Linked DNA regions of Homo sapiens: region 1 is linked to region 2. A link is an interaction called in ENCODE POLR2A ChIA-PET data of the cell type or tissue named here. Cell type or tissue: Panc1. All regions are shown on one strand. Links, peaks and the distances in the headings refer to the core of each region. The heading gives the core; the rest is flanking DNA. Region 1 has its middle 9.4 kb from the start of NCCRP1. Region 2 overlaps SAMD4B (sterile alpha motif domain containing 4B).

Evidence for each region. Peaks named below come from ENCODE experiments on the same cell type or tissue, not always from the same donor. Only the 100,000 strongest peaks of a DNase experiment are listed, where the experiment ranks them.
Region 1: POLR2A ChIA-PET joins it to region 2 with 8 read pairs; 2 of 35 experiments call an interaction of 5 or more read pairs at or near these places.

Annotation. Positions count from the first base shown.
Region 1 is chr19:39,186,075-39,188,976 of GRCh38, forward strand. No RefSeq gene overlaps it. Among named protein-coding and RNA genes, the nearest start is that of NCCRP1, 9.4 kb to the right of the region's middle. In Panc1, for the core only: no CTCF peak of the experiment used is centred there; a DNase peak (open chromatin) is centred at 1,337.
Region 2 is chr19:39,381,435-39,384,336 of GRCh38, forward strand. SAMD4B (sterile alpha motif domain containing 4B) reads left to right here. Exons shown (of 14, transcript NM_001384574.2): 13 at 1,774-1,857; 14 at 2,065-2,902. The coding sequence ends at 2,093. Among named protein-coding and RNA genes, the nearest start is that of PAF1, 8.2 kb to the right of the region's middle. In Panc1, for the core only: no CTCF peak of the experiment used is centred there; no DNase peak of the experiment used is centred there.

The sequences.
Region 1 (2,902 bases), core at 205-2,704, 200 kb before region 2:
GATACAAGTTTCTTGTGCTTCCTTCCAGATATGTCTGCATGTACCAGGAAATACTTACATGCATATACAGACATGTATTTTCCTTCATACAGATAGCATAATGGGCCAGGCACGGTGGCTCATGCCTATAATCCCAGCACTTTGGGAGGCTGAGGCGGGTGGATCACCTGGAGTCAGGAGTTCGAGACCAGCCTGACCAACATGGTAAAACCCCGTCTCTACTAAAAGTACAAAAATTAGCCGGGCATGGTGGCTTGCGCCTGTAATCCCAGCTACTTGGGAGGCTGAGGCCGGAGAATCACTTGAACCCGGGAGGCAGAAGTTGCAGTGAGCCGAGATTGTGCCATTGCACTCCAGCCTGGGCGACAGAGAGTCTGTCTCAAAAAATAAAAATAAAAAAAATGTTGAATGTTGGCATAACGGGCACATCCCTCTGCCCCTTACTTTTTCCTACTTAACAATGTATCTTGGTGGTTGTTCCCTGCTGGTACATAAAAAGCAATTTTGATCCTGTTAGCGGCTGTGTAATATTCCATTGAACAGAGGAACCATGAATGATAGGAACAGCCACTGTCACTGGACATTTAGGGGGCTTGGAGTCGTTTGGTGTTTTTTATTTTATTTTGTTTTTTATTTTATTTTGAGACAAGGTCTCACTCGCTCTGTCGCCCAGCCTGGAGTGTAGTGGCACAATCTCAGCTCACTGCAACCTCCGCCTCCTGGGCTCAAGTGATTCTCCCACCTCAGCCTCTCAAGTAGCTAGGATTACAGGTATGTGCCACCACGCCTGGCTAATTTTTTTATTTTATTTTATTTTATTTTTTATTTATTTATTTTTTTGAGATGGAGTCTCGCTCTGTCGCCCAGGCTGGAGTGCAGTGGCGTGATCTCGGCTCACTGCAAGCTCTGCCTCCCGGGTTCACGCCATTCTCCTGCCTCAGCCTCCCAAGTAGCTGGGGCTACAGGTGCCCGCCACCACGCCCAGCTAATTTTTTTGTATTTTTAGGAGAGACTGGGTTTCACCGTGTTAGCCAGGATGGTCTCGATCTCCTGACCTCGTGATCCACCCGCCTCGGCCTCCCGAAGTCCTGGGATTACAGGCGTGAGCCACCGTGCCCGGCCAATTTTTTTCTTTTTTGTAGAGATGGGGTTTCACCATGTTGCCCAGGCTGTTCTGGAACTCTTGAGCTCAAGCGATCCTCCCGTCTTGGCCTCCCAAAGTGTTGGGATTACAGGGGCCCTCTCTTCCTGTTTTCTGGCTCTTTGTGTATCTTGTTGCTGTCTCTGCCTCTCCCTGTCCACACTCTTCCCTCCTTCTATCCAACCTCAGTCCTGCCTCTCTGTCGCCCCCTGCAGGGTGAAGTGGGCTCACTGCCCCTCCAACCTCACAAACCTCTGTGGTTTGTATCTGGGGCAGACAGCACCCACCCCAGCCCACCTTTCTACTACCCCTGCCCCCTCCCGACCTGGCTGCACTTTCCCACCCTCCACAGCCCTGATAGAGAGCCCAGGATCTGCTCCCCCAGCCCCAGGTGCCCACCCTCCAGGACCCCTGCCCTTCCCCCTCTACCAGCAGGCTTGGGCCCCAGGACGTGCTGACTCCTGGGGGTGACAGGTTTTGCAGCAGGTGCAGTGGGAGCTAGGCTTGGGCAAGTTGGAAGCGGTGCCTCGGCTGGGTCAGAGCCTCTTCCTCCTGCCGCCCAGCCGGGCCTTCCTGCCCTCCCTGCCCAGCAAGCAGAGCAACGTCAGGTCAGCCCTGGGCTGGGGACAGACAATAAACAGACCTGCCCAAGGCCCTGCCCTGGTGAGGATGACATTCGGGCAGGGTGAGAGACTGTGATCCAGTGACAGCCACACGCACAGAGGTATTTACAAAGCATGCTGAATGCAAGAAAGGACGAATGGGGTGTGATAGAGAATAGCAGGGAAGGGGAATTTATCTGGCCTGGGGATGGCCCAGCTCTCTTTCTTTGTACCAGTAGAGAACAATCACCAAACCATCTTGTTAGGCAGAAAAAAGCAAGAAGGGTGTGTGCCGTATGACAAGGTGACTTGTTTTGTTTTGTTGAGACAGTCTCTGTCACCCAGGCTGGAGTGCAGCGGCACGATCTTGGCTCACTGCAGCCTCGACTTCCCAGGCTCAAGTGATCCTCCCACCTCAGCCTCCGAAGTAGGTGGAACCAGAGGCACTTCCCACCATGCCTGTTTTTTTTTGTTGTTGTTTGTTTGTTTTTGGTAGAGACAGGGGTCTCGCTATGTTGCCCAGGCTTGTCTCAAACTCCTGAGCTCAAGCCATCCTCCTACCTCAGCCTCCCAAAGTGCTATAATTACAGGCACTGCACCAGGCCAGTTTTTTTGTTTTGTTTTGTTTTGTTGAGACGGAGTCTTGCTCTGTCACCCAGGCTGGAGTGCAGTGGCACTATCTCAGCTCACTGCAACCTCTGCCTCCCAGGCTCAAGCGATTCTCCTGCCTCAGCCTCCTGAGTAGCTGGGATTACAGGCATGCACCACCATGCCTCGCTAGTTGTTGTATTTTTGGTAGAAACGGGGTTTCGCCATGTTGGCCAGGCTGGTCTTGAACTCCTGACCTCAAGTGATCCGCCTGCCTCAGCCTCCCAAAGTGCCCGGATTACAGGTGTGAGCCACCATGCCCGGCCATTGGCCGGCTTTTATTATTTCATCTAGTTCCCTGGTTGTCGACAAGGTGATGCTTCCCAGATTTTCATCTCAGCCCCGACCCCTCTCTCAGACTCCAGCCGGTACATCCAGTTGCCCCTGGCATCACCCCTGCGGATACCTCGTACTTCACATATATGCATGGAGTACTTGATTTCCCAAGAACCCCCTCAAAGAGCTGCCCCATTCTGTCTGACCTCATCTCCCCTTCATTCTCTTCACCCCA
Region 2 (2,902 bases), core at 329-2,828:
ATTGAATACTCAACTTAGAAGGGGTTGAGGGGATGGGACAGTTAAAGTGTGAGATTTCTGTGGAGGGGAGTCCTGCCCATCAGCCTACTGGGATTCTTTCAGATGCCAGGTGACCACACAGGAACCAGTGGACTTCACCTCTTAGAACAGGTGTTTGAAGTGAGAGGGCTGTTTTGACCTCTGCTTACAGACCATCCTGGAGATGGGAGAGCAGAAGTTGGGCCAAGTGCGGGCACAGTAACTCACACCTGTAATTTCAGCACTTTTGGGAAGCTGAGGCAAGTAGATCGGTTTGAGACCAGTCTGGACAACATGGCGAAACCCCATCTGTACAAAAAAATACAGAAATTATCTGGGCATGGTGGCACACACCCGTAGTCCCAGCTACTCGGGAGGGTGAGGCAGGAGGATCGCTTGAGCCCAGGAGGTCAAGGCTGTAGTGAGCAGAGATTGTGCCACTGCACTGCAGCCAGGGCGACAGTGAGACCCCATCTCAAAAAGATGTTGGGACAAGTGGGCAAAAGGAAGATTAGAGACTTGCTAACCGCAGGTCCCTGCCCTGCTCAACAAGTGAGGGGTTGACTCCTCCACACGGTGCTGGCCACTGGGGCTGCAGAGACAGATAAGGCTCGTCTGGAATGGGCTGACTCTAGAGAGAGCATGGATTTGCAGAATTCATGTCATAAACTGCCAAGTCAGTCAGGAGTCTTACTTGATGAGGTTGTGTAGACAGCCATCTGTTGAGGCCGTGGGAACCCATCCATCATGTTCATCCTAGCACAGGGCTTGACACACAGTAGGCATCTGTAAATGATGTTAAACAAGCAGGTGGATGAACCGCAGGAATGAACAAGAACCATTCTCTTTACCAGCATGCTGTGTCCCAGGCTTTGTCAGACAGCTCTCCTGCACTGATTGACTCCTCCCAACTGTATGTGTAAGGACGCTGATGTTATTCATCAGTCAGCAATCTGAGACAGGTCTTGCCCAAGTTCAAAAAAAAAATTCTTTTTTTTAAGGAGAGACAATTGGGTGATCTGATACGACATGAGCTCAGGGTTCAGAGGGAACAGTGATGAGAGATGAGGGTGGAGATGGGAGCTGGGTCGTCTAAATCCAGGTAAACAGCTCGGACTTTGTCCTGATGGCAGTGAGGAGTCAGGGAAGGGTTTAAGCAGTGTAGTGAGGGAGGTCAGGTCTGCCCAGGGAGGTGGGTGGTTTCCCAGATGCCCGAATAGGAGGCCCTTTTGAGAAGTGTGGTTTGAGGACAAGTCCCATGGTGGTTGTCCTACTTTGCCCCCACCTGCCTGGCCTGCCTGGATTGAATCCTGCCCAGAGGAGCAGGTCCAAGTGGGGACAGGAAGGGTTTTGATTTAGCTTTTGCACCAAGTACAGAGCAGGTCTTCAATCAGGGAGCCTTGGGGGCTGCCCAGTGTCCAGGGCAGATGCCCAGACTGTGCTCAAGACAGTATGCAGTCTGTGTCCAGAGTAGTCACAGCAGGCTGTGTGTGGCCTCCAGGAGCTCCTTCAGTTTCAATTCCACTCTCTGCAAGTCGGGCTTTTTCTGTATTGCCAAGCCTCTGCCATTGCCATTGTCTCCTCTGCCTGTTGTGTGACACGCTCGCCTCTCTCCCTGTCCACCTCCTCCCGTTCTTCCCTCTCCCCCTCCATCTCTCTTGCTCCCTTCCCATACCAGCATCCTTTGTCATCCCAGCTGTCTTCACCTGAGTCCAGTTGGTCCTTACCACCCCCATTCTCCTCTCTCCCACCCAGACTGCCCGGTTCCTGGGCCTGACCTGGAGATCAATCCCACTCTGGAGTCTCTGTGTCTGAGCATGACAGAACACGCCTTGGGTGGTGAGCATTTCCTCTTTCCCTGACCCAGCTCCCACCTACCCAGCGTCTCTGCCTCTGAACTGAGCAACTCAGAGTCATCCTGAGGGGTCCCCAGGGGAGGCCAGACTCCAGGGAGGGCCTGACTGGGATGACAGGCTACCTGAGTGCCTTTTCTTGGGCCTCCCTCCAGCTCCTGATCTTCCTCCCTTCCTCCCTTTCTTACCACAGATGGGACAGACAAAACCTCCACCATCTGACGGGACCCACAGCCCAGCGCACCCATAGGCTCCCTGGGCGGCGGGCGGGGGCCAACCCCCAACGGGCTTCTCCGCGACAGCGAGAGGGTGGGCTGGCTCAGCTATATATTCTAATATTTTTCTACTCTCTTACCCTCTTAACTTTTGTTTAACATTGGCACATGCCTTGCTCACTCCCAGGCCCGTCGAGGGATCTCTGCTGAGGCCCGGGGAGTTGGGGGCAGCCAGGATAAAGGGGGCAGGGACTGGCCAGACTGCCTGCCTCTCTCCTTTCCTTCCTCATCCCCACCTGGTCCCATCCCACCCCTGCCTCCTCCAGACCGCTGACCACCTGCCTCTCCCCAAGGGAGCAGACTCCCCAGAGACAAACTGACCACTACCTTGTGGAGCCTGCTCAGAAACATTTGACATTTGGGGTGACGCGCAGGGCAGAGAACCTGCCCTCCAGAATGTTATTGAGAGGAGCTGGGGAGAAGGAAGGGGAGCAAGGAGAGGAAGCTCTCTCTCCTCTCCCTGCTTCCCCTTCACCATTCCCCACATTCTGCAAGGACAGGAGCCACCTTCCTCTCTCTCACCTCCCCTGGCCCTGTTCACCAGAGGTTCTCTATGATTAATTTCTTAGGCCTATTTAAGATACATATTTATATAGTTCTTAACGGTTTTTCTCTGATCATTTCCTCTCATTTTTAGAATCCCCAGGTCTCTCTCAGCCAAGACAGTGGCAGGGAGAGCCTGAACTTTATGAGGGGAGAGGGCAGAGCCCCCTCCTCCAGACCCTCAAGCTCTAACCCATTTTCCTCCAGCCCTGG